Regions from separate parts of the Homo sapiens genome. Here all the other regions are linked to region 4. Evidence: chromatin contacts called from ENCODE Hi-C data. All regions are on one chromosome and are shown on one strand. The core of a region is the stretch at or near the end of the contact, and the rest is flanking DNA. Distances in the headings are between cores, read along the strand shown.

Region 1 (6,300 bases), core at 518-3,017, 7.3 Mb before region 4:
ACAAAAACATTCATGTTCCCTTATACCAGTTACACAAGCATGTTCAATATCTGTCCCAATTGATTCAGTTGTCCAAAACTCATCCATTGTATAACAGAAAGCAAGGTACCCACACTGGTCAAAGACAGGGGGGGAAGTGCAGAGGAAACAGGAACAAATAAATCTGGCTTGCCTTCTCCCTGATTTCCCCCAAAGTTCACACAACAAAAATGTATGGAGCACCCACTAGATAACGGGATTAGTGGGGAAAAGATGACTGAAAGTCTTAGACCCTGCTCTCAGAGACCTCAAAAAGAAACTAGACAAAGCAGCGTACAAATCCAACACACTCTCCCTCTAGTTCTCGATTCCTGCTACCCTACATCATGCGGTCAAAGAGCTGTCGAGAGATCTGCATTATATAAATCGCCACCATGTTGGTAAAAATTATGTGTAAATTGTATCTCTAGTATATCTAAGGAGTGTCTTTGAAAAACAAATATGCCCAAGAACCTAAAACTTCAACACATTTGGGATAAATTGTCACATTTCTTTCAATATTTAATACAAAACTCTCTTAACATTGTGAACCTAAGAAGCTGCTGCTGCTGCTGCTGCTGCTGCTGCTGCTGCTACCAAGTGGCATCTACTGAGCCCTCATTACGTGCTAGGCACAAGACTACCTGTATCGCTGTATTAACTCATTGATTCTTCAATTAACCATAGGAGGTCTACACTGTTATTATATCCAACTTGCAAATGGAGAAACTGGGTTCCTAAGGACTGACCAAGTTAGGCACGTCAGACAATCAGTGCCAAAGCCAAGTTTCAAGTCCCGGCAGATTACTTCAACGCAGGGGCTTTCAACACTTGAGCAACTAGCAAAGGGCCTACAGGGCAGCAGAGGGTATGGGCTGGGTGTATTCTACCTGGACACCCCCTGACAAAGACCTGGGACCTGGGTGTCCTCTCAAAGCAGGGCAAGGCCCTGAAAAAAACAGCTGGCAGGTGTGTCAGGCCAGGACAGCAGGAGGGAAGCCTGTCGCGAAGGTCACTGCCAGTTTCGGGCAGAGCAAAGGTCAGATCCCAGACAAATCACACGGAGAACAAGCAGCAGCAAAGTCCCGGCTTTCCTCAGGGCACGGGAAGCGCTGGGAAAGGGAGCTGGGCGTCCAGGGTCCCCGATTCCCGCCGGGAGTGGGTGATGCGGAAAGGAACTCTGCGGTGCGACGGAAGGGAGGCAGCGACGCCACCGAGCAGCGAGACGGAGCCGCGAGAGCACCCCAGAAGAGGGGGGCGAGAGGCAGGCCTCCGGGGTGTGGGCCCGGCGCGCAGAAGGCACTGGAACCAGAGACTCGGCCCAGAGAGCCAGGCGCCACCCACCGGGGACCCCGGCCCGCGCCGGCGATCGCGCCCGCACGGCGCCCTACCTGCTCCGGGCCCGCGCCGACACGCTCAGCGACCGGCTCGCCTCCGCGCTCCCGCCCGGCCCCCGGTTCCTCAGCAGGCCGCTGGATCCAGCGCGGGACCCAGCGTGGTGCAGCCACCGGCCGGCCGGGCCGCCGAGGACAGCAGAAGCGGCGCGCAGCAGCCGGGCGCCCCCAGCGGCAGCCATCGCCCGCGGTCGGGAACTGCCGGAAGCGACGCAGGCCGCGCTTTGAGGCCGCGAGAGACTCCAAAGAGGCGGGGGCGGCAGCTGCGGCGCAGACGCCCGAGGGCCGCGGCGAGGGGCGCGGGGCTGGAGTGGCGGAGAGACCCTGCTGGAAGCACCGCGCCGAGGTTCCGCGTGCCTTCCGGGTGACCTATAAAGACATTGGCAAGCAGAGCGCGGCCCCGCCCCGCCTCTCACGCCCACGCCGCCCGGTCCCATGGGGCGGGGCCAGCGCAGGGGGCCTTTACCAACCCTCCAGGTTCCGTTGTAAGCTGGATGCTTTTTTAGCGGCTGAAGTTGCCGTGCAGAAACAAAATATTTTGAAAGATAGCTGGACGTCTAGCGGAAATCGGTTAGCTAGACCACTGTGTTCTGTTCCGCATACCCCCATCCCCTAGCCGTTAAAAAAAAAACTGGGAAATTGTGTCATCTTGGAGTCAAGTTAGAGCAAAGTGAATTCTGCCCACTGTAAAACAAAAACAGTGGGAAATTTTGGAAAATCTCAGAATGCTATTATACAAAGAAATAATTATGACTATAAAATTGTAAATGAAATTAATGAATAGGCTTGGGGCTCCTGCAGAGGACAGGTAGCCATCCTAGACCTTGACTGGCAAGTAAATGCTGGCTGAGTACATGAAACCCACGAGACTGAACCGGAAACTTTGTGATGAGCTGAGATCTCTAAAAGACTTTCACAAAAAACAGAAAAGATGAACTTTAAAATACACCTTATCATGGTTCATATGTTGTGGGAAATGCATGGGCTTTAAGGTCAGAAATAGCAATGTTCAGATCCAAGATCTACTGCTTTAGAGATCTGAGACCTTGGAAAAATTATTCTCATGGAGGATCAGAGTTTCCATAACTCTCAAACACAGATAAGATGTTCCAGCCTTCAGGGCCATTCTGATGTTAATCTAATACGCAATGCACACCGTGCGTCACAAACCAGGAAGGCTACCGCTTCCTGGGCCTTCCTCCATCAGGGTACTCATAAAGAGGCTAAAGGCCAAAGTCAAGGGGATATTGCAGATATGCTAAACACAATCAGATACTTTTTTTTTCTTTTTTTGACATGGGGTCTCTCTATTCTGCCCAGGCTGTAGTGCAGTGGCGAAATCTCGGCTCACTGCAACCTCCGCCTCCCAGGTTCAAGTGATTCTCCTGCCTCAGCCTCCCGAGTAGCTAGGACTACAGGCGTGTGCCACCACACGCCACTAATTTTTGAAGATTCAGAACAAGAAAGTGTAAGCATGAGTAAAGTATCTGCGGACAATGTATGGTGCTTTCTGGAACCCAATGGCAGAGAGAAGGCAGTGGCTCCTAATTGCCTCAAATCGTTGGATGAAGAGAAAGTCTTTCAAGCTGCGAAGGGCACAGCAAACCCTGACAAGTAATCTTGAAGAGGAGGTTGTAAAAGAACAGCTAACTTTTGTTTTTAGTAAGACCAAACTTCCAAGGTCGGATGAATTAGTTGTAGGAAGAGAATTGAAAAGAAAAAAAATCGTAGATGTTCTGTCTTCTCTCAGCCCTCCTGTAGCAAATACAGTTTCAACTCCCTTAAGGCACTTGATAGCTTTCTGCTTTGTAGGGTAGTTATTCGTACACATAGAGTAGTTATTTATATAGTTCATCTTAGTGACTCCGACAGCACCAGCTACAGGGTCTTGAACATATCAAGGGTCTAATAAATATTGGTGAATAAATTGATGTTATGAAATTTCCATTAATAATCATCAGAATTCATTAAGCATGTATATGAAGATTAAAGATAGAAAAAATGTTCTCCAGGTTTTCTAAGGTGGATGAGAAGTAATGCCAAAAATTGCAAATATCAGTAGTCAGCAGAATTCCAGAATGGATTTGTAAACATGATCATGAATACAGATAAAGCAACATGGAATTACTGAGGACGTGCTTTTGCTTATCTGTTTGCTTATGTATTTCTTTGTCTATAAAACTCCCACCCCTCCATCCCTTTTTTTTTCTTTTTTTCCTTAGAGATGGGGTTTTGCCATGTTGCCCAGGCTAGTCTGGAACTCCTGAGCTCAAGCAATCTGCCCACCTCAGCCTTCCAAAGTGCCGGGACTACAGGCATGAGCCACCATGCCCAGCCCATCTTTTACTCCTTTCAAAATCCATTCATTGTTTGAAGACTTTTGTCTTATTCTGTTTATGATGCTATAACAGAATAACACACAGACTGGGTAATGTGTAAAGAACAGGAATTTATTTTCTCACAGTTCTGGATACTGGGTCGCCCAGGTGCCAACTGGTTTAATGTCTGATAGAGAGGCCCAGTCTCTGCTTCCAAGATGGTGTCCTGTTGCTGTGTCCTCACATGCTGCAAGAAGGGCAAACATGCCAATTTCCTCCAACCCTTTTATAAAGGTGTCAATCGAGAAAAATGATGAGACAATTCTCAATCATTTTAGGAGATTGATTTGCCAAAGTTAAGGATGCACGCCCAGGAGACAGTTCTATGCCTTTCTCTGAAGATGATTTTGAAGGCTCCAAATTTAAAGGGGAAAAGGTGGGATATTGAGAAGTACATAATTTTCATGTATGGCGGGATAAGGAAAAATAGTCATTCATACCCTTGTCTAGCTCAGTGCATCTGCTTTTTTTTATATATAAGATGACAGAGACAAATGGAGCAGAGGAAAAATGCAGGAAATCTACATTTTTACGTAAGATAGCATAGGCAAAATGGGGCAGGGGAACAATGAGATATTCATTTGTGTTTGGTGGGCAGCAGGGTGACTGCATCTGTAAAGATAATCTATCCATTTACATTGCCATGGTGAAATTTTAACAGAAATACCTTAAAAGATCTTGCAGCTCACTAGGAATTTCTTTGTGGGCAAAATATGGAGGAGACATGTAGCTTTTCATCTTGTAGCCATCTTATTTACAAACCAAAAGGGGGACGCAGATTTGCATGACCCAGTTCCTAGCTTAACTTTTCCCTTTGGCTTAATGAGTTTGGGGTCTCAAGATTTAATTTCCTTTCACATTTTCCCTTCTTTTTCTTTAAAATCTTTTGGAGAAAGCATTTTAGAAGGAATACAGCTTTCTGGCCTAGGGTTGTTTTTTCTTCCTTTTCTTTTGAGCTGGTTTCTCCTCACTAGGTTGGTTAACTCCTAGAAGTTCAGGTCCCACGTTGCTATGAAGGCTCATTCCTAAGACATTATGTCCCATGAAGATAAAAAAAAATGGGAAAAAAGAAGGAAAAGAAAAAAAAATACACACACACACACATATATATGTATATATATATGGACCTAGGCCAGATGTATAGCAACAAATAGGAAGCAAACCTGGAAGGTGGGTCAGGTTATATTACTGCCTCCTCAATTAGAGCAATTCCCTGGGCAATCATTACCCTAGCCCTTTCAGTTGTGTGTGGACTTATTTGCAAGCACATACCTTAACAACACTGTAAGCAGAAACAGGACAGAACAGAAATTATTATTATTATTATTATTCCTATTATAAGCAACAGCTTCTGCCACCAACTTCCCCAGGATGCAAACCAATCACTCAACCAATTGATTAGTGAGGGTTTTGGATCTGACAGGTTGGTTTTCCGGGGTTTCATATCAGTCATAAGTCAGGTTATGTTCTTCGATTCATGTGGAATATACACACAGCATTCAGCTTTTATGATGGTGCAGGCCCCCCGCTGTGCTGCTGTGAGTATATCTGAGGCCATATGGTTTTGCAACACAGCTTTCCTCAAAAGCATGACCTCATTATTTAGCAACGGGATACTCATCTGGCTATCATTTAGGGCCTTTTTGGTGTAATTCATTAAGGCCTCTATAGGCCATATAATGTCTTCAATACTTAGCTTCAATCTTCAAGTGATCATGCCCCTGGAATACTGAACGTGTCCAGTGAGATCGTAAATGAAAAAGGCTTGCTGGTTTTGGCAGGGTCTGAATTATTCACCCCTGTTCTCAAGCGTAACCTGGGGAACATTTTCCTAATCACCCTGGAGGTGACCACAGCCGTAAGTTAGTACCACACAGCCAATATGTCCCATTTGGAGCTAGCCAATAAATACCTAGTTGCTACAACCAATCGGTGGCATGCCAGTCAATGTCTTGTAATATGATAATGTGGTCACAGCATTCTCCCAGTATCCACCCCATATTTCTCATACTTTCTGGCCATAAATCCTTGGTGTGGTTTCTTTGCTCCCAGCATTTTGGCTGAGTTGGCCAAATGAAGGGGTGAGCCAGAGAAATTCATCCCAAATTTGCATTATTCCATTTTGAAATGGGCTGTTGTTTGGGGCATAATTACCACCTTTTTTTTTTTAGTTGTGGGGGATGCTAAAGTGAGAGCTAATGAGCTGGTCCTTTCCATTGAAAAACTTTTCCCATCTTCCTTGTTCTCTTATGCCAGCACTAAGAATACCAGACCATTTCTGTGATATAATAAATTTTTGGTCCTAACCTTGGAAGGAGGATACCTACCATGGCAGGCCAGAGCCACTGGAAAGAGGCATGAGTCTGTATATCCAGCAGGTGTCCTTTTGTAATCTGTCTGCATACTCCTGAGCCTATTGTAGAAACAGGTTTGTTTCACTGGAGTCAGTGGGTGAAAATGGCAAGAAGGTGTAGGGATATAGGGTCAATAATAGCAAGGTTGTAAAATTC
Region 2 (4,366 bases), core at 1,867-4,366, 8.6 Mb after region 4:
TTTTTTACCCGATTTTTTTCAGCAGCCCAAAGAAGCAATCTGCTTGGGTCTTTTTCCATTTTTTTTTCTTGCAATCGATACCACTCTTCATTTTTGTCATCTTGCTCCTCATCTTCATCAGAATTGCCTACCCAAAGACTTTGAGTACCAGTAGGAATAAGGTGTCCATGTGTTTCCAACAATTCAAGTTGGTTAAAGTGTTCAGAAAAATCCAAGGAATTCTCTTGGTCTGGTATTCCATCATCATTTCCTTTTTCTTTTTCCATTTTTTACTACTATTCTAAATAAAAAGCATTTCAAATGCCAGGATATAAATCTTTCTAGAGATGAATTATGACTGCTTTGTTCATCAAGATCTGAAAACACAAATACAAAAGTTATTAGTAAAACAATAATTCAGGCTTTATCAACTGCATAGATAAGTCTTGCAAACATATACAATTAAACCCTGTCTAAACTCTTGTTTTTCTCATGATATCCCTTACATACACTAAATACTGATGCTGACAGAAAACAACAAACTATGATCTAATAGTGGTCTAATGCTTCTTACTTTTGTTGTTTTCTTCTAAGTCAATTATATTATTATAACTATTATTTTTAATCTACTGGTTTAGGTATGATGGTGTTATGCTAACAGTGATGAATGCTTAAAGGTTTTGAAGTATAACTAATACAATGAAGACAGGTGCATTCAAGATTTTTATAAACTAGACACACAGATAATATAGAGCAGAAATAAAAACTTCTAATTCCTAAAAATACTATTTCGAAGAATCAGGGATTCTTGAAGATGGAATAGCCCCCAAAAGGACATCTGTTCCAATCTGTCATCGGTACATATATCTTTATCACAGCATCTACACTAATTATCCTATTTCTACTTTGATAATTTCAGGCCTAGGAAAATTCACTGCTTTAAAAAGTAGTCCTGTTTATTGATAGGCAACTATAGTTCTTAGTTGGGTCCTTGTTTTCAACTGAATTTTGGCTGTCATTCATTCCTTCATTCAACTAATATGAATAGAATGTCTGGTATGTGCCAACTTCTGGGTACTGGGATTCAATAATGAGCAAGATCCATGTCTTCACCTCAGGAAGCTTACTCTAGTGTAGGTGACTGGCAAAGACATCATGTGTCTGGCAAAGACAACATGATAAGTACTACTACAAGACCTTGTCTAGAAACCATGAGTATACAGGAGGTTCATAATTCCCCTAGTCCTAAGGGATTAAAGAAGGCTTCCTGAAGGAACTGATGTTTATTCTGCTAAGCTGCCATATTAATTTTTAAACCAATATCAGCTTAAAGGGTTACACAACATATAAACCTTAATCAATTAAAGAAAAGGAGAATAACCAATAGATAATTTACAAATACGAATTCCCAGCCTCTCAACTCTATTTGTTGAAATATAATCAGTCTTTCAAGGCTCTTCTCTGATGTTATCTCTTTCATTCTTTCTTGATCCTCTCATTTAGATCGCTTTCTGCTTTCTACTTTTTTTGGTGCTACATTTCACCTCTAACTTTGTTCTTGTTTTAGCCCCTTAAAAGATTATAAGCTGAAAGATAAGGACCACATTTAACTTATATTTATCTCCTACTTGTCTATAGAAGGCATTAAGAAGTATGTGTAGCATTACATTTAATTAAAGTCTTGTCACTTGATTTTGCCTGGAATGGATTCTGAGAAGTTCCAGAGTTAGGCATAACCCCAAGATACTGATTTCTTGATACCTAATCTCACAAGTTTAACAGTATACAATCTTAATGTGGTATTAAACTTTATTACTAGTGGCAATAGCACTAAACTCAAGTTTAAATGTATTACTCATGTCCAGTAACTTTTCTGGTCCTGTTACTTTATTGTAAAATGTAAGAATTTTACTAAAGTATTCCTAAGGCCAATCCGGCTTTTCAGTCACCCAATCAGAGACACCCTTGGAATCAGAGATATCCAATCAGAATTGCTCTGTGTTTTATTAATTCTCCTGGAGCTTCCACTTTTTCTTTGATTCTCAAACTAATTCCTGAACCTTGCAACACAAAAATGACCATACATCAATTCATTAAACACTTAACAGATGCTAATAAATAAAAGTTCACTTGTAATTATATCAAATATAGTAACCTTATACCACAGATCTTACCCTCTCCCCCAACATGCTTTTCCTTTCAATAAAAACTCCCTTTATATAAATTTTGAGTTTACAGATCCAGATACAAAAAATTATGTACAAAATTTTACTGGTATATTTAGTTTAAAAAGCCAAGCCTAGGCGCATCTACCCGACTTACAGTTAAGAAACAAAACTGATGACTTGATGATGATATTCCTGATATTCCATCAGGAATGTCAGGGTATGTTTCCTAACTTAAAGGGCATATCCTATTTTGAGAGAGATCCGAACTATGTCAACTCCTTACAAACAACTCAGTGATAGGCGGGGCTATAAACCTTACTGGTGAAGGAGGTTCAGATAGATTAAAACAACTTGCCCTAGATCAAGGACCCTTCAATGGAACTGAAAGGGCAGACGTTCTAATTCAAAAGTTCTACATTATTTTTCGCTGCACTATACATCTTACTGCTCTCAGCACAAAGCAGTGCAGATGTGCTGAACTCAAGGACCTAGGGGCGACACCTGTAGAGGGTCTGGCGACTGGGAGGGAGGGAGAGGGGATCCAGCTCCGGCACTCTGCCACCAGCCGGGAGCTCACAGGCCCGTGAGCTCCGCCTGCGGCCTTCCAAACAGCCAAGAGCGGAGAAGCGGCTTCGGTCCTACCTGGGGACCACGAAGCGGCCTGACCTGCAGGGCTCGGCCTGTGTCCACAGGCTACCCACCCCCACGGGCTCAGGAGTTCTTAGATGGCGCCGGTCCATCAAAAAGCGAGGTCCGGGACAGGGAATAACAACCCACCTGACAGAAGGGAAAATCGCCGCCTTGCATCTCACTTCCGGGTTCGTCTCCTAGCCTGCTCAGGATTGGCTCCTGCGTGAGGGCGGGGCCTCGCCGCTACTTTCCCCGCCCCCTCACTGCGTGCGGTAGCCAATGAGAGCCGAACTGGACTTGAAGCATCTACGTTATCCATGAAGTGTCGCGAGAGAAACGGACGCCGTTCTCTCCCGCGGAATTCAGGTTTACGGCCCTGCGGGTTCTCAGAGGCAAGTTCAGACCGTGTTGTTTTCTTTTCACGGATCCTGCCCTTTCTTCCCGAAAAGAAGACAGCCTTGGGTCGCGATTGTGGGGCTTCGAAGAGTCCAGCAGTGGGGTAATTTAGGAATCGCATTCGTCTCCTGTTTCTGCAGGTTCCCAGGCGGAAGCCCAGAGTTAACTGGAACCTCGGGAAGAGCGGGCCGAGTGGGCAGGGGAGGGGTCCTGGCGGGCTCAGCGTTCTGATTCCGAGGTTCCCTGCGGTGAGGGCGTGTTGAGGCTTGGAATCCCGACGGAATCTGGAGCTCCAGATGTGGTGGGGGTTGTCTCGCGGTGGCAGCCACTCTTCCCCAAACCTGGCTATTTTCAGTCATCCTGCTGGTGCTTAAAGGTGTTCCTCCGCAGACCACGTGTTTGTTTATTTACACTCGCTTTAAACGCGGGCCCGTTCCCTTTTCCAAACTAGCCAGGTCCTTTAAAAAAAATCGTGGGGTTTGAATAGGAAATACAGGATTGCCTCTGTTCTCCAGAGTAACCTATGCGTGCAACTTAAAAATATCTGCACATCTAGAGTTGTTTGTGTGTTGAACCAGAACCGTATGTGACCCTTTCTGCCCATTTATTTAGCATACATTAATTTCCCATAAGAGCACGGGAAAGGAAAATAGGAGTTTAATCATCTTGGTGAAACTAGGAAACAGGATGTACACTGGAGATATATTATTTTCTATGCTCAGTTCATTAAAAAAAAGTATAGTGGGTGCTTAGATGAAAATGAGACTTCTAAATTTGCCAGTCTAATTAAGACGTCTGTACCTTGTGCAGCGTAAATCATGTTGGTTAAATACGTGCAGGCTTTTAAAAAATGTGTTTTATGATGTAATTTTGTTTTTAGAATTTCTAGAATTTGGAATCGAGTGCATTTTCTGACATTTGAGTACAGTACCCAGGGGTTCTTGGAGAAGAACCTGGTCCCAGAGGAGCTTGACTGACCATAAAAATGAGTACTGCAGATGCACTGTAAGCACCTGACTTCTGGAATCCCTTGTTATTTGGGGTTTCTAAAGCTCGTCAACTGTGATCACAGTAAAAGAAAACTTATTTAATAAGCAGTAAATAAGGAACCTGTTTATGAACAGAAATATTAGTCATCAAAAAGGGTATTTGGAATGTTTTAAATATTTATCTGTTTGTTAACTGGAAGCTAA
Region 3 (5,512 bases), core at 1,455-3,954, 9.4 Mb after region 4:
GAGTGACAACATCTAGTGGCGGAGCCAAGGGAAGAATCTGGTTTCCTTATTCCAAATGGCTCCTAACTTTCCAACACACAAAAATATGTGGAGTGGCGAAAATTTTATTTAAGCTGTTGTTTTTTGAGAGTGAGAATTTAAAAAACAGAAAATTTAACAAAGAAGAAAAAAGAACAAGATTAATCTTCACAATGTATCTTTATTATTTTGTCTGAAGGTCTAAGAAATTCCCTCATATTTAAATAATTAAGACTAATTCCTGATGAATCTCATAGACATAATATTGCTGAATTTTTAAAAAGCCAGACACAAAAAAGTACAACAAAATTGATTTATATAAAGTTCAAGAACAAGCAGAACTAATCCATGAGAGGTAAAAATAAAGTTACCTTACTGGAAGTTACTGACTCGGAGATGGCACAAAGAAGCTTGCTGGGGTACTGAAAATTTATATATTTTGATCTGTATGATGGTTTAGACAAGTGTATACATATGTAAAAATTCCTCAAATGGTATACCTAGATTTGTGTTTTATTCTTATACTTTAAGAGGAAAAAAATCCTAATATTTCAAATTTTAGGTATCCATTACTTCATCTCAGAGGATTATTGAAAAACATATAAACATTTATTATTTTTAAGCTCCTAAAATGCGATAGAATAACTGTTTCTTCTTGTGTATAATTTTTAAATTTTTTAAACTTTTTATTTGGAAATTTCAGGCTTAGAATTCCCATTTGCCCTTTCCCCAGCTTCTCCAAATGTCAACGTCTTGTACATAACCATGGTACAATGATCAAAATCTGAATATTAACACTGACACAATATTTTTTACTAATCTACAGGCAGTATTCAATTTTTGTCAATTATCACACTAATGTCTATTTTCTGGACCAGAAGCCAATCCAAGGATATAACACATTGCATTTGTTGCTGTGTAACTGTGTGTCATCTAAAAAGCAGACGCTAAGATGGGAGTAAACCTGCAAATATTTTATTAGGAGAAATGCGTGTGTGAGGGAAAATGGGAGGGAGCTGATAAAAGTTACAAGCGCCTCAGACTTCAGTGTAAGTCTAACACTGAATGGAGGGAAGTAACAATGGGTAGACCCCTCTTAGACAGCCATGCAGTATAAGAAATGTTCAGCAAGAACCCGTGGGGAGATTCTCAGGAACAGGCCTGCCACTGTCAGTGGCTAGGAGCAGCCCATGGGAAGCATGGCCTCAGTGCAAATGGAGATTTCAGAATGCAGGAGATTAAGATATGTGAGTTACATTCTCATGTCAAAGTTGTCATGTCCCCCTTAATCTGGGACAGTTTCTCAGTCTGTCTTTTCAAGACCCTGTCATTTTTGAAAATACTGGCCAAGTACTTTGTTGAATGTCCCTCCATTTAGATTTGTCTAATCTTATGTGATTAAACTGAGGTTATGTATTTTTGGCAAGAACACCACAGAATTGATTAGGCACCTTTTCAGTGCATTGTTATCAAGAGGTAAATGATGCTGAATTTTGGTCACTTGGTTAAGATGATGTCCACCAGGTTTCTCCTCTGTAGTTACTACTTTTCCTTTATAAATATCTCATGAAGACAGAGTAGAGGCTACAGAAATATGCTTTTCATCATACTTTTGCCCATTGACGTTAGTATCCATTGATGACTGTTGTCTGAAACAACTACTGTGGTGTTTACCAAATAGTATTTTCTATTTCCATTATTCCTTCTACAATTATCAATCGGAATCCTGCTGTAAGGAAGTTTTCCCTGCTGCCCCATTTACTTGTTTATTAATTATTTATTCTTAGTAATATGGATTTTTAAATTCTACATTTTATTACTATCCAATATTGAAGATTATACTACTTATCTTGCAAGATTTCGTCCTGAGGATTAAATGGCTCCTGGTACATAGTAATCACAAAATTAACACTAAACTTGGAAGATCTGGGTTCAAGACCCAACACTGCCACTTATTAGCAGGAAGATACTGGCCAAGTCACTGAAGTCACTTTGGTTTCGTTTTCTTAAACTGTATAAAGGGAATAATAATATCTACCCCAAAAGGTTTGTTCTGACGTCTATGTGACTTAGCGTGAAGTCTTCAAATACACTCTAAGTATTAAGGACTCAAAAGTTCACCATTGTTTTAAAAGTTGAGTTTGTGACAGGATTGAATAACTGTGAGATTAAGGTGGCAGACACCAAAAGAGAGCGTGCTCTTTGCATGAAACGATCCAGGCAAGGCTCTTTTAACAGCTACCAGGTGGCAGGCCATGTCCGCGGGTGATCTGGGGGAAGCGCCCCTCCCCCGACACGGAAGCTCCGCGACAGGGGAGGCTGCGTGGGAAGCTCGCGCGACCCGACCCCAGGAGAGCGCGCAAAGCCTCTCGCACTGAGTTACCGGGTCTGGTCCGGACACTCCTTACAGCCGCCAGCCCGACCGCGGGCAGGGCCCACGGCCTGCGGAGCCTGAGAAACGCGAGCCGTACCTGCGTTCGCAACAAGGCGCCTTCCTGGGATCCCATTCCTCCGGAATACAATCCCAGCTCTTGGGCCTCGGGGAGTCATGCTCCTACGGGGCGACTGGGAAGCCAGTGCATCCCTGACTCACCTGAGAACCCGGGGCCTGGACACAGTAACCGCAGCTCAGAGCAAGCCAGCCTGGTAAGCTCCTGCCCATCAGCTGCCCAGCAGCCGTTTCTGCGCCTGCGGGAGAGCCATCGCCGAGCCGCCGTCACTTCCGTCATTCAAACCGCCCGCCAATGGCCGGACCAAACCGCGGGAATAGGCCCTGTCCCGCCTTCCTCGGGGGCCGCCGGGAAGGCTGCGCGGTGTTAAAAACCCCGCGCCCCGCGCACGCGCACAGGCACGCGCCAGCCCCAGCCTGCCTAGGGGCCCATTATTTGTCACACCTGTCAGGCTTTGACGTTTTCCCGTATGGGCCGCGCTCGGTGGCTCGCGCCTGTAATCCCAGCACTTTGGGAGGCCAAGGCGGGAGGATCACTTGAGCCCAAGAGTTCGAGGTTATGTATTTTTGGTTATGAGTTCAAGACCAAGTCCTTTTAAAAACATGGTGAAACCTCATCTTTACAAAAAATACGACAACAGCAAAAATTAGCCGTGCGTGGTGGTGGGCGCCTGTAATCCCAGCTACTCGGGAGGCTGAGGCAGGAGAATCGCTTGAACCCAGGAGGTGGAGGTTGCAGTGAGCCGAGATCCCGCCAGTACTGCACTCCAGCCTGGGCGACAGAGCCAAAGCCTGTCTAAAAAAAAAAAAAAAAAGTGCAGAGCCATGAGGGTGACTTTTGTTTTAAGGCCCCATCATGAAGATATCTTGGGATATGCATCCTTTTCTGTACTGACTACGGAATTCATTGGTACTATTATGCGCAGTTAACGTCTTATAGCTTTCATTTAAGGCCTCCAGCTCATAACAACAATGAGCCGTATGTTACCCTGTGCCTCCAGAGGTACAGCGCACGGAGAGCACCTCACGGATTTATCTGCTGTAAATAACCAATAATCAGGCGGTGAGCACAGGTTAATACCTATTGAGTATCTGTTATGTGCCGAGTACATTATGTTACTCTGGATGGATTATGATGCCTATACTAGATTTTGCAGTCTGGGTCATGGGGGTTAAACATCAGGAATCAAAGGATTAAAAATGGGGGGTGGGGATGGGAAGTTGCTGACACGATCAGATCTGGCTGCACAGTGGGGAAAAGGTCAGAGAGAGTGAAGACAGAAGGCCGTATACTACTACAGAAAGTGAAAGATAATAGCAATGAGAATGGAGAGAGGTGAGTAGATTGAATAGGAAGCCAAACATCAGGAATTGGTGGTTACCTGGTTATGGGAGGCACAAGAGGAGAAAACAAGGGTGATGCCCAAGTCCCAGATACCTAGCACCTGGGTAGATAGTGATAACATCCTCCTGGAACACACATGAAGAGAACCAGGAGGGAGAAGTAATAAGTTAAGCTTTGAATATTTTGAATTTGAGCTGTTTATGAGATATCTAGACAAAGGGATGCATTTCAGAAACTTAGGACACAAAATTAGCAGTACTTGACAAACAATTGCATGTGAGATTGAGAGAAAAGGGAAAGTGAAGTTGATTTCATAGGCCACTAGCTTGGGTAGCAGTGTTGATTCTTGATTGTAAAGGGAGAAATCAGAAATGGCAGTTAAGTGGGTAGGGTGATGAGCCAAGCTCTGTGTATATTGAACTTCATGTGCCTGTAGAACATCCAGTGATGTACTGTAAGCAGATGAATACATCGGTAGATAGCCCACAGAAAGAACTAGGCTAAGCATAAAGGGATTTCCTTGTTACATGAGTAATAACAAACGCTAGCGGAATGGATGAGATCACTTAGGGAGAATTTGCAGAGTGAGAAGAGCAATGAGCAAAGAACCAAACTCCGAGGAACACCAAAACTTAAAGGGATGGAGTAGGAGGAAGGAAGGTACAGGAAGAAATAGTGTGATTCCACCTCAGATTTACAGATCAGGATACTGAGTTACAGAGAGATTCAGCAACTTGGCCAAGGGCACATTTCAGTCAAGGGTGAACCAGGACTAGAATTCACGTTTCCTTCCCAAATATTAGGGTTCTTCTCAGCCTCTCTCCCCATTTCCTGTCACATTTATCTTGAAGAATATTTGTATTCATTTTAAACATTTTTTCAGCATCCTCCATACAGGCACGGAGATACTCTTCCATACCCGATAAAACATGTGCATATTATTTCATCCCTTGGGCTAGGTTTAGTGCCTGGACATGGGTTCCTGCACATGCTGCCCCATGGCACTTAGGAGTTCTTATTGAAATGAGCTGTTTAGAGGGCTCTCTATTGATTACACTCTAAGTTTCTTGAGAACCAGGAGTGCACTTTGTTCAGTTGCCTGGCATAAATGAACAAAGCTGAATAAATGACCAAATTACATGCTTCACTTCCTCAACCTGCATCCTTGGCAGAAATTCTACACTTGGAGATTTTGAATCGAGACTTGTTCTGTTTTTAATAGAAGGCAGTGAGGAATCAAAGCCCAAGTGGGCTTAGAGTCAGAGCATCTGGCTTAGCATTACCACAGATACTTTCTAGCCGTGGGACCTCAAATCAATGAGTCTTCATTTCTGTTTTGGCGATCAATTGCTGCCAACCGAACCACCCTGGAATGTCCAACATGGGTCACTTACTATGGCTGGCAGCTGACGTTGGCTGGCAGCTGAGAGCTCAGCTGGAACTGTTGACTGGAGTGTCCACTCATGACCAGTCCATGTAGATTGGACATCTCACTCTATTGTGGCTAGTTTGGAGAGGGAGCATCTTAAGAGTGAGCATTCGCAGAGGAATAAAGTGGAAGCTGCAAGTCCTTTAAAAGGTGAGGCAGAGAACGAGTTGTAGTAAGTTGTATCACATTTTATTGGTTAAGTAACATGGAGCCAGGCCAGATTCAAGTGAAAGGGAAATGAACTCCATCTCTCAATGGAGGCAGTGACAAA
Region 4 (5,940 bases), core at 1,430-3,929:
GTGTGAACATCACAGAGTGTACTTATACAAACCTGGATGATATAGCTTACTACACATCTAGGCTATACGGTACAGCCTATAGATCCTAGGCTACAAACCTGTACAGCATGGTACTGTACTGAATACTGTAGGCAATTTTAACACAATTGTATTTGTGTATCTCAACATACCTCAACATAGAAAAGGCACAGTAAAAATACAGTATTATAATCTTAAGGGACTATCATCGCATATGCACATCTTGACCAAAATGTCATTACGTGGTGCATGACTGTATTTCTCCCTCCAGACTGGCAGCTCCATGATTGCAGGAGTCATGTCTGCCTTTTATATTCTTAAGCCCAGTAAAGCTCCTGGTTGAAGTGATGATTAAATATTTTTTGAATAGATAGACTAAATGAATACCACACATAGATCCAGCCTTTTGTCTTTTTCTCAGAGTATTCTATGGGTGTGAGTAAGCTCCTATCCAGTTACTGCATTCAGCTCAATGTCCAGGATTTCCAGGTATAGTGGGGTCTTCCTTAGTTCGAAAGTGATTCCTTATGGTCCAATGGCCTATGAACTAAGAAGCAATAATCTACTTCCCACTCTCGCCCAATAAATAATGGTGAAGAAGGGACACAATTATCACAATAAAAAAATTCCTATTTAAAAAAGAACAGAAGATGAGATGTGCAGTGGTCTTTGGTCTATAGCAATGCTGGTAGCCTGCAAGACAGGCATTATGAAATTCCCTACTCTTTGATCAGGCCCTGATTCTACTCTGTGGAAGGACACCCCTTTAACATCATCCTCTGAGATCTTTCTTTCTATCCTTTAGGTTTTATTCCATTTCTTTGGTCCTCCTTGGGAAAAGGGGCTGTTTAGCTTTTGCAGCTCACCAGTTGAAGAAATAAGTTTGGCTATCTCTAATAGTTTTGTCATTATCATTTATTTTGTGTTTTGTTTTGCACATTTTATATAAATTTTATTTAGGAAGAATATGCATAAAAATATCAATTTTTAAGTGTACAATTCAATGAATTTTGACAAGTATATATACTATTACTTCAATCAAGACATAGAATATGTTCATTACCCAAAAAGTTCCCTTGTGTTTCTTTGCAGTCAGTCTTCCCCGGCTTACTCCATCCCTGTCCCCAAGTGTCACTGATATGCCATTGCTATAAGTAAGTTTTACATGTTCTAGAATTTCATCAAATATCCAGCCAGCATTAACATCTCCAATTGCCACAGAGATGTTATCATATTGTTTAAACTGTTTGTGTGAGTCAAATTCAAATAAGAACTGCATACTGAAAATGATTGACATATCCTTTAAGTCTTTTAATTTCCTTCTCTCTCCTCTCGTCCTAATAATTTGTTGCAGAATTTGGGTCATTGTCCTGTAGACTTTTCTGACGTCTAGATATTGCTGATTGCATTGGGTATTTAACATGTTCCTCTGTCCTGTACTTTTTGTAGATGGTAGTTCTATTTAGAGACTTTATCTGATTCTGTTTTGATTTTGGCCTCAGGCATTTTTAAATGGGTTGAAGGATCATATACTTTGACATTCTTTTGGTTTTAAGTAACAGAGAATTGAACTAAATATGCAAAATAGTGAAATTTGTTGCTTCACATAAGTGAAAATTCCAGGGCATATCATGGATTTTGGGCTCATATCATATAATCACATCCTGGTTTTTCTATTTTTCTGCTTGATACTAGTCTCTTCTGAGTTTTGGCTTCATTCTCCATACCTTCTCTGGTTCAAATCCATAGGAAATAAAATTGCTTTCTGGTGGTTCAATTTTGTGTCATTGGCACTCATTGGCCTGGCCTGAGTATGTGTCCATCCTGAACCAATTAATAACACTAAGGAAATATGATATTCGGATTGACCAGATTAGGGTGCCATTGTGAGGGTAGTTTCACAGGAACCACTTCAACTATTACTCAAAGACTTTTAGTCTTCTCCCATCACAGTTGGTTTGCAGAGATTATTTTACCAACAGAATTACTAACGACTTTCTACTATGTCTTTACATACAATAACCATTATTTAAAAACAGTATTTCCACCTAAGTGGAGATGAATAGATTACAGTGTGTTTTGGGTCTAGGGGGAGGTTCCTTAGAACTGTCCCCCAAATTTCTCTCTACTGAGTCGCAGTCACCTACTGTCTCTTATCGGAGAGGTGAGCTCTGTGGAAATAATGGCAGAGCTAAGTTTCAATACAGGACAAAGTGATATGCAAAGGTAGGGAGAAGGGGGAGTGGGTGGCTGATCACAGGCCCATAAAAAAAACACGCAAGACACAGGGTGACAATGCATTTACGGGGTGGGAACACTTCAGGTGAGGTTATCGTGTGGAAGAGCTCAGAAGTGGAACTTGGTCTACTTTACCAGGTTGTTTTTAACGTCAACTGCAAAGTATTAGTAGTTTCACTTTTTGGCGGTGACTGCCAGCATCAGAGCGCGGTAGAAGCTTCATGAGAAAGGTCAGGATACCCTGGACAGGATACAAGAATTCCGCGGACTGCCGCAGTCGACGGGTCAGACAGCTTCGCTCTGCCTGGCCTACCTACGAGTGGCAGAGGCTAACCGGAACCACGCCCCTTCCCGGGACCGGCTCCGCGATTGCGTCACTTCCGGGCCTCAGCGATTCGCCTCCGGGTTAGGCTGAGCCTCTTGCTTGCTGTGACTGGTGGAGCTGCCGCGCTGTCCGCGTTATCTCCTCCCGGTGAGAACGAACCGCAGTGTCCACCGGCGAGGAGCCAGCCCTGTCCCGGTCAGAGAAAGACGACGAGGATACCTGGGAGCGGGCGGCGGCCGGGCTGGGCCGCGCCGGTGCGGGCTGGCGACTCTGCTCCTCCGCTTGCTGCTGTCTCTGGGAACTGGGTGCCAGCGCTGAGGGGCTTCCAGCGGACAGGGACCCCCTTCCCCGGCTCCCCTGCCCACCCTGCCGGGGAGGGCGGAAGATGCCGGTGAAGAAGAAGAGAAAATCCCCTGGGGTGGCAGCAGCAGTAGCGGAAGACGGAGGCCTCAAAAAGTGTAAAATCTCCAGGTACCATCTCCCCCCACCCTTCAAGCTTCCCTCCTCCCTCCTTTGCTGGACAACTGGAGGAAAAGGAGTCGGGCCCGGCCTGCCGGGCTGGGGCTGGAGACAGGTGAGGCCCCTTTGATCGAGCTAGGCTGTAGGTGCCGAACACCGCGAGTCTCCGCGCCCGACCCGACCTCGTGTTCGAGTGTGTGCACGCTGGCGTTTATGGAGAGACTAGAAGAGCCGCCCACGTTAAGAGTCTACGTGCCCTGCAGGGTGGGGAACAGATGCATATGTAAATTGCGCTTCCCCCCACCCCCACCCCCACCCCACAACCGACCCTCGATCCCCTACTCCCGTATCGCTCCTCTGCCTTTTTCTAGACTTAGAAGTGAGTACATATCCGCAGAAGGGTCACTTCTAGAATTTCTTTGTAGAGTGTGAAGAAAGCAGAACATAAGGAATCTTGACAACTGTCTTGGGAATGGTAGAAAGGAAAACTTGTATGCTATAATTGGCCTCCATATTTAGTATTTGGAGTGGCCTAACCCGGAAGGTCCCAGCAGGAGGCCTTTTAAATTGCAGGAGCCCCATTTTCTGGAAGTATAGTGCCTCACCTATGCCAAGTCCCTGTGTGCAGAGTTGGAAAGGCCCTGCATGCTTTTTGTCTTCTAGCATTCAGGACGCTGTTAGCTCTCAGCATAAATTAAATAATTTGTGAGCTCTTGTACTCTGTCCTACTGGTAAGAAAGAAGACAAGGCAGAACTATATAGTAGTAGCTCTTTGATCCCCTTGTAGCATATCATGGAGGCATCACAGCAAAATTTATGCTACAAAAAAACTGCAATTTTGGTTTGAGAAATGGTTTTTTTGTTTTTTTGTTTTGTTTTGTTTTTCTGAGACGGAGTCTTCCACTGTTGTCCAGGCTGGAGTGCAGTGGCGCGATCTCCGCTTACTGCAACCTCCGCCTCCCGGGTTCAAGCGATTCTCCTGCCTCAGCCTCCTGAGTAGCTGGGATTATAGGCGCCCGCCACCACGCCCTGCTAATTTTTTGTATTTTTAGTAGAGACGGGGTTTCACTATGTTGACTAGGCTGGTCTTGAACTCCTGACCTCGCGATCCGCCCGCCTCGGCCTCCCAAAGTGCTGGGATTACAGGAGTGAGCCACCTCGCCCGACTGAGAAATGCTTTTTTAAAAAATAACCATATTAGCTGCCTTTTCATCAATGGTTGGCACTTGATATGACAACTTCAGATGCTACTATTGAAAGGAGACTGTAGCCAGGATTATAAGAAGGAAATAATGATAGAGCTCTCCTTAAAGAGAGATCTGCTTAAACTGTGAGGTAGATGACTTACATAGTCTGCATCTTCTTTTTTGTAATTGGTCGACTTTTTTCCCTCATTACTGTGTTTTGGTAAAGGAGTCTATGGAGTATTAGGCTATTAATGTGAACGATGATACATACACCTCTTGTTTGTCAACATTAGAATTTGACATGGTTACTTTAGTAGCTCACATTTTTATAAGATACAGGCAAATTATTATTCATTTTTGTACTATATCATGGCCATCTTAAGTATATAATGTATTAAAATTATTTAAGTTAAGTACATTAAGATAGCTGAGCAGGCAGTATTATTAGAACTCAGGTGATACTTTGCTCTATCAATTTAAATTTTTAAATATGATACTCTTACTTTACTCAGTTACAGAAGTTCTATCATTTCTATATCATTGTGGTAGGGTAATTATTTGAGTTCCTTGAAAAAAGTTTCTCTGAAGGCCATTAAATTCTAGAGGCCATTTTGAACTTACCAAATTTTAGTTATTTTATGAAAAACAATGAAAATGATTTTATGAAAAAAATGAAATAGAATGAACAGAACCTAGGATTAAATAGCCTTGTCCCAATTATTTGGACTATTATTAACTTTTAGTGTTTTTTTGTTGTTTTTTTTAAATCTGTGTAATTTAATATACCCTTAGGTCCTAAGTCATCATTTATCTTTAAAAATCTATTTAAGCTTAGGTGATAAAACAACTCTTAATATAACATTTTATTTTGAAATATTGATTCATTAAGTATCAAAATATACTTTGTAAGAGTTTGTTTTCAAATATTTATCTATTACACACAAATAGAATTTCTATGCAAATCAATAGAATCATAATAAATATTTATACTTTCCCACCTACTAGGTTGAACTTCTTTGTAGTCTTTTAAAATGTGCGGAAATAACTTACTGATATTTTTGGATTTTGATACTGAGTGAAAAGGTATTTGGGTTTTGTTAGCCGATAATTCTTATGTATAGACTACTGTTTCAAGTTGCAATTACTTAACAACTTCAGTTTTTTTCCAACAATGCCAACCGAAGAAAAAAAAAACCTTTGTTTAATGTGAATGGAAGTTGTTAATTTTGAACTTAGTTTTTCTCTAAGAGTTGAGATGTGATAAAAATCTTAGGCGTCTGTGTGTTTTCTAAGCTATTGCAGATCCCAACCCCCTGCTAGACTAATAAGTGGAGAGGAACATTTTTCAAGCAAGAAGTGCCTGGCTTGGTTTTATGAATATGCAGGTAATGAAATTAATATAAGAAGATACTAGTCATATGCTTTAAAAAGTTTATTTGCCTTATTCATTTAACAAATTATCTGTTACAGGCCTGCTATGTGTTAGTGCTGTGTACTGGGATGAGGGTCAGGACTGAAGATTGTGGGTAGACTAAAAATTTGTTGCCAATTTAGGCTGATATTTCTTTAAATATATATTCGGTATATATTTACTGGGAGGGAAGAACTCATTTACTATTAATAAAACGTGTAAACAAAGATTCATTTATTTACATCTATTGGCTAAAGTAGTATTCTGGAAAATAAAAGGTACACAATAAAACATTTTTGTAT
Region 5 (5,771 bases), core at 1,714-4,213, 9.0 Mb after region 4:
ATGATCCCTCCCACTGTACCAACTCCATGTATTAATCTATGTACCTCTCCCCTCTTCTCAAAAGCCCTTCTTCTGGTTTTATCTAAATGTATACCTAATCTAATAGGTCTTCCCTGGTCCTGTTAGCTTCATCCCACATGTCTGTCCTCCCCTGGAACTCCTGAAAACACTTCAGAAAACATGGGAGTCTGCTTGACAGCTCCTCACCCAAGTGCCTGCCAACCTTCACCAGCCTGGAGCTCATAGCTCAACACCTGGCTGGGTGCTGAATTACACACAGCTGAATGACTTACCTGCTAACAGATACCTTCTAGTGCCCAACTGCATAGTAAACTGCCACAGGGCAGGGAGAGGGCAGGGCAAGAACAAGGTCTCAAAATCCTTTCCCATCTCCCTCAGCACACAACAGTGCTATGCACACAGCATGAGCTCAAACTCTTGCTAGTTAAAACCACTCCCAATACCCCAAAAATACCTCTCAGACAGCCCACCAATTTAGACGTATCTAAGGCATTACAGGTACAGGTGCCTTAGGAGTCCCTCTAGTACATGTGCTAGAGGTGGAGATTGGTCACAGAGGGTGACTAACTCCTTCCTCCTGCCTTTCTGTCCCAACCAGGTACCCAAGACTTGCACCTCCAAGACAGGGATCATGCCTCTTTTACTCCCGGGTCCTTGGAGGTCAGCACCGAGTTCAGCACACAGCCAGTACTGAAGGAGGAATTGACCAAAGGGAGAGATTATCTCCAGGACTCATGCTACTTGGTGGTTTTGCTTTCAGCTGGAAGCCTCAATCCACTGTCAAATGGAAACTTAAAGAACATCCCGATGACTATGCCTGCGCAAAGAGCAGGAAAACTAAAAACTATTTTCCACAATGAATTTGGCAACTTCCTGCCAAGCTGAACAACTTAGTGCTGCAGATTGCAAAATCACACTCATAGTCATTCTTTCCTAATCAACTATTCCCTCAACTTCACAATTCCCATCACCACCAACACCACACTCCACTCACCCAGACATACAACCTCCGCAGCACGTTTGACCAGTACTGCCGTTCATGGCCTATTAAATACTAGGTACTCAAGTGCTGCTTATTTACTCCTTGATCGCACAGCAATCACCCACCCATTTTCTTCCACTCTTCACACCCTCTGTGCACAAGACCTCAGCCGATGCCTTGCTCTCTGGCACCCAGCCCTCCAGGCCCCATCCTCTCACCTTCTTCCCAGACCCTAAATGCCACCATCATTCAACCAGTCTGTCCTCTGCTCAAACAATAACTTCACAGTTCTGAAACCATCAGCCTACACTCTTCTGTTCCAGGCTGACCCAGGCCCATATTCACTCTCAGACTCCAGGAACTCTGACTTATCCTCCTGCCTTGGCTAGGAGAGTCACTGTGTCTCTCTTTCCAGGAACATATAACATTCTCTGCCATCTCAAAACCTTAACAAAGGTCTTACTCCTTCTTGTCCAAATCCCACCCACCCTCTGACAAAAGTTTTCCCAAAGTCCAGCCGCACTGGGTCCTCTCTCTTCCCCTGCCACAGAACTGTATTTAACCCTCCTGCGCTACCTTCCTGTTGGTTCATAAACACTCTCTCCTGTGTGGAGAGTCAGAACAGCTGATGAGGAAGGTAAGGCACGTAGCCACGTGATCCTGCCCAAACCACCAGACTTTCCAATCTCACACAACTGTTATGAAGCTCAAATGATAATTTACAGGAAGGGGACTTGTTCATCTCACATTTGTAAGACCGTCCAAGTTGAGGATCCCTCTAATGCCTGCCAAGTGCAGATATTTCCTATCATTCACAACCCTAGAGAGCTAAGATCTCAGCAAATACCAATTATATGTAAGACACTGAAAGAACACACTTCTCATGGAGCACCGGTCTTCACATCCTCCATGTAGCCACTCAGGAACTTCTCTGGTGTAAAATTTTAGGCGGCTGGACAAATATGTAGGAGACAGGGGTGAAAAACGGGGACACAGCTATTCTTGGCAAATCTGGTGGCAAGGTGCCAGTTCTAAGGGTGGAACATAAACTATAAGCCACAGTCCGATCAGAGGGGCATGAGGAACAAAAGAACTGAGGAGTAGGGATGCGAGCAGAGTAGACCAGGGTACCAATGAAACACCTGGGCAAAGAACGCTTTGGACCATAAAACTGGGGCCACTGCCCTTCCTGACGCTCACGACCATCACAGCTGGGCGTACCCAGACTCGGGCCTGTGAGCCGTAAAATCGCAGCTCACCGGGCCAGACCGGGGCGGCCACTCCCCTCCGTCCTGGGCGAGGCTTACCAATCGAGATCTCCTGCGCGAAGGCCAGCGAGATGAGCAGCAGGGGCAGCCCCACCGCAATGCACGTGACCATCTTGTCCACAGCCAGCTCCAGTCGCAGCCCCTTGAACTTGGGCTCCGTGGGCTCCTTCAGCAAGAAATCCGAGAACACGTACTCCGTGGCCAGTTGAGCGATGGCCATGGCTGCGGCGCGCCAGGCTCGACCAGGAGGTCCGGGTACAGCCGGCGTCGGGAAAGCTGCGCGGCGCCTTCACCCAGTCACCGGCCGGGCGCGCGGCTTTCGCTTTCCCTTTGCCTGCTCCCGCATCCCGCCTGCCTTTGTGTCTCGGTGCCTCAGGCTCCCAGCGACTCCGCTGGGCTCTCGCGCTCGCTGCCTCCGCCGCCGGCGGGGCGGGGCGGGGCGGGAACCCGAGAGCTCCGCTTCCTGCGGTTCCACCCCGCACGCCCGTGCAAGTCCCCGGGCCGCGCGCGGCACTCGGATTCGCGCCTCTCCCGCGCACCCCCAGGCGCGGGAACCACGCGCGGAACAAAGCGCTTCCCTCTGGCCCTGCCCCTCCGCGCCGCCCTGGCTGCCGAAGCGGCCGCCGGGATAGCCCTGCGCTCACAGCCAGCTGCGCCGCGCTCTTCCGGAACCATGCGGGGAAACCAAGTACCCAGGGGCGTGGAGCTTCCGGAAGACGCGGTGACGCGGGGCGGGGTGGGCGCGGCTGCATTCCGCGCCCCTCGGGCCACTCTCTGACAAAGGGATTTTCCCACTGAGCGGCACCTTTGGAAATTCTCCCGTCCCTCCCTGCCGGATTCTCCTCACGTCCTGGCACCCGGGAGTTTTAAAATCATTTCTGCAAGCGACTCTTTCTGTGGATGGGATGGCCCCCTTTACGCCCCACCCCCAACATTTCCAACACGGTGAAATCGGGTTAGAAGGAGCTGCAAAAGCTTCAAAGAACAGTCAGTGCCATAAAAGGCCAATCGAGCGGTGTAGACCGACGGTGCCTTGCAGAGGGAGCGCTGGACCCTTCCAGGAGCTCCGCGTGAGAGGGTGGCGCGGAAACGGTAGTGAGTGTGGAGTTTCGAGGCCTGAGTAGCGCTGCTGGTCCCGTTTCTCTTTCCTCTGCCATCCCAATCAGAGCCTTGTTCCGGGAGCCAGCAGAGAGAGGGGGGCCTGCAGGTAGGTGGGTGTTGGGGCTGCAGAGAGCTGCTTCTGAACAGCTCATAGGAAGTGGATGATGGAAAGACAGGAGGAAATACTCTGACCAGTGTCCACGGAAATTAAGGCTGTTGAAGTAGAAATAATTTGATTTATTGGAAGCTAAATGTGAGGATCCACCCAAGAAGACTTACCAGCAAAGTTGGGCATGTTTCAAAATTTGTTACACGTTGGAAGGGTTTTAGAAGAAAGTTTAGGAAAAGGGAGGAGGACCCCTTATATCAGAGGTGGGATTTTTTTCATCGGAGGGTATGGTACACAGGTTACAGTCACTGGCTGCAGATGACAACATACAGGCTAAAATGTTTTGTGCACAAGAAAATCAAAGTTTATATGATTCAGAAACAAGTCAGTGTTCTTTTCAATGTCAGTATTTTACATACTAATCAGTACATCAGCAGTTTGAGGAACTGACAAAAGGATTTGAAGGACTCACAGTAAGATTTTTTACTCAGGGACAGGATCTAAGCCATGAATCATAAGACCTTTCTTAGATGGCTTAGTTTGGAAGCCCTGTCAAATGTGACATGTAGGTTATCACCAGTAACATTTGAAGCAGGCAGGACCTGCAAACATGAGGGCTCCTTGGGGCAGGGCTTGGCTCCCTTCTCTGTGGGTCCACAGATACAAGCCTCAACTCCCACATGTACCTCTCCACCCCAGCCTGGCCGCTAAACACACATCCAAGAGCGTATACAGCTCTCTCCGCGTAGATGGCTCATAGGGCTTCAAACTCATAACGGCCAGGACTTCAGTCTTCATCTTCCCCTTAAACCTGAACTCCATCTTCCCCATCTTACTAAATGTACCACCAGCCACCTGTGCACCCAAGTCGGAATCCTGGAGCACCATCTTCAACACTCCATTTCTCACAGCTGCCATAACCAATTTTCAAATTCTCTTGCTTCTCTCTCCTAAATATAGCAAATCTGACACCCCTCCACCTGCACTGCCAATACCCAATTCAACTCACCATCCTGTCTCCTAACCACATATAGGAAATATGTGAGACAGGGTCCCCCTCCATTCTCCTCTACAGCTGCCAGGATGAGCTTTTCAAAACTCCAGTCGGATCATCTTTTCTACTTAAAGTGTACATTGTTTTTAGCATAAAATACAAATTTCTTAGCATGGCCTCTGCCTACCTCACCACCAGCTTCACTGCTTTCCTTTCAGTTCTTCAAGTTAGCTAAGCCCTTGGCCTCCTCCAGGCCTTCCCACCCAAAACACTCCCCACAGTGGCCTCTTTGCCTGGCCCACCTTTATTCACCCTTCTGGCCTCAGCTTGATGTCACTTCCCTGGGAAAGCCTTCCCTAAGTAGACAGACTAGATTAGGTCCCTTTGTGAAATTCTCCCATAATACTAGCCACACTAGTTACTAGCTATTAGTCTTGGGGAGTTCTTTGACTCTCCTGTGTCTCAGTTTTCTCATCTGTAAAAAGGTTGTACCTCTTAGGACTGTGATAAGGACCAAATGAGTTAACACGTGGGTAGTGCCCAGTGCCTGGCACCTTGTGAATCTAGGTACATTTCATCTGTCATTGTTCTCTATTTTTCCTTCTTAAAAATAGTCACCATTGCAACTCAACAAATATTTATTCATTTATTTAGTGTTTGCCACCACTTTATGTGATCGGCTTCTTGAGGGTAGGCCCATGCCCATGTGTACCACTTTTATCCTCAACACTTAGCACAAATGCCTCACACAGAGTTGATGTTTTAATTCATATTATTAAATAAATGTCTGAAGGAATCTGAACACTTTTTAAAACTGGCCCAGTTCACACTCATTTATCCATACATTCCAGGCATATATTAGAGGCTGGTGATGGGCCAGTTCTGGGCTCAGTGGATGGGGAAGCAGAAATGAAGTGAATGGATTCCATTTCCTCAAAGACCTTATGGCTTAGCAAGAGAAATAAGGCATGCACACAATTAACTATAATGCAAGGTAGAAAGAGTGATTATTGTGAAAAGTGGGGTATACCAAGGGAGGTGCAGAGAATAAGTAGGGCCTGGGAGAATGTGTCAGTTGGGACATTCAGAGCTGGGACAGGGGCTTTCTGGGAGTCAGGAAATCATGGGTGCCATTTCCCTTCTTTCCTTGCCAAAAGCTAATCATCCGATAGGCTCAAATGGCCCCTTTTTAGGCTCAAATGCCCCCTTTTTAGGAAGCCTTCCAGGATCCTCCAGTTGTAATGAATCCTTCCCTCCCTTGTTACTCTCTCCTCTGGCCTAGAAGTTAGTTCATTT

What was found. Hi-C counts contacts between places; a loop is a spot of excess contacts on that map. Pooled maps may share reads with other maps.
Region 1: a loop to region 4 is called in a pooled map, with 13 times the contacts of the local background. The contact joins the promoter of FDX1 here to the promoter of DCUN1D5 in region 4. A Hi-C loop is called at or near these places in 4 of 50 pooled maps.
Region 2: a loop to region 4 is called in a pooled map, with 4 times the contacts of the local background. The contact joins the promoter of MRE11 here to the promoter of DCUN1D5 in region 4. A Hi-C loop is called at or near these places in 3 of 50 pooled maps.
Region 3: a loop to region 4 is called in a pooled map, with 2.8 times the contacts of the local background. The contact joins the promoter of CEP295 here to the promoter of DCUN1D5 in region 4. A Hi-C loop is called at or near these places in 2 of 50 pooled maps.
Region 5: a pooled map shows a loop between it and region 4 (4-fold over the local background). The contact joins the promoter of PANX1 here to the promoter of DCUN1D5 in region 4. A Hi-C loop is called at or near these places in 3 of 50 pooled maps.

The regions. Positions count from the first base shown.
Region 1 is chr11:110,425,415-110,431,714 of GRCh38, reverse strand. It overlaps FDX1 (ferredoxin 1), which reads right to left and starts at 1,767. Exons shown (of 4, transcript NM_004109.5): 1 at 1,410-1,767. The coding sequence starts at 1,594. RefSeq lists an enhancer at 954-1,233 and a silencer at 1,304-1,953.
Region 2 is chr11:94,492,594-94,496,959 of GRCh38, reverse strand. MRE11 (MRE11 double strand break repair nuclease) reads left to right here and starts at 3,116. Exons shown (of 20, transcript NM_005591.4): 1 at 3,116-3,169; 2 at 4,054-4,178. The coding sequence starts at 4,159. ANKRD49 (ankyrin repeat domain 49) reads right to left here and starts at 2,976. Exons shown (of 3, transcript NM_017704.3): 1 at 2,925-2,976; 2 at 9-356. The coding sequence starts at 266. RefSeq lists an enhancer at 2,677-2,766.
Region 3 is chr11:93,658,874-93,664,385 of GRCh38, reverse strand. CEP295 (centrosomal protein 295) reads right to left here and starts at 2,704. Exons shown (of 30, transcript NM_033395.2): 1 at 2,612-2,704. RefSeq lists an enhancer at 2,581-2,710 and a silencer at 2,871-2,940.
Region 4 is chr11:103,088,899-103,094,838 of GRCh38, reverse strand. It overlaps DCUN1D5 (defective in cullin neddylation 1 domain containing 5), which reads left to right and starts at 2,679. Exons shown (of 8, transcript NM_032299.4): 1 at 2,679-3,052; 2 at 5,521-5,612. The coding sequence starts at 2,967. RefSeq lists enhancers at 2,225-2,274, 2,345-2,394, 2,324-2,941, 2,942-3,559 and a silencer at 3,085-3,379.
Region 5 is chr11:94,126,033-94,131,803 of GRCh38, reverse strand. PANX1 (pannexin 1) reads right to left here and starts at 2,963. Exons shown (of 5, transcript NM_015368.4): 1 at 2,311-2,963. The coding sequence starts at 2,491. RefSeq lists enhancers at 2,391-2,650, 2,971-3,030 and a silencer at 2,671-2,740.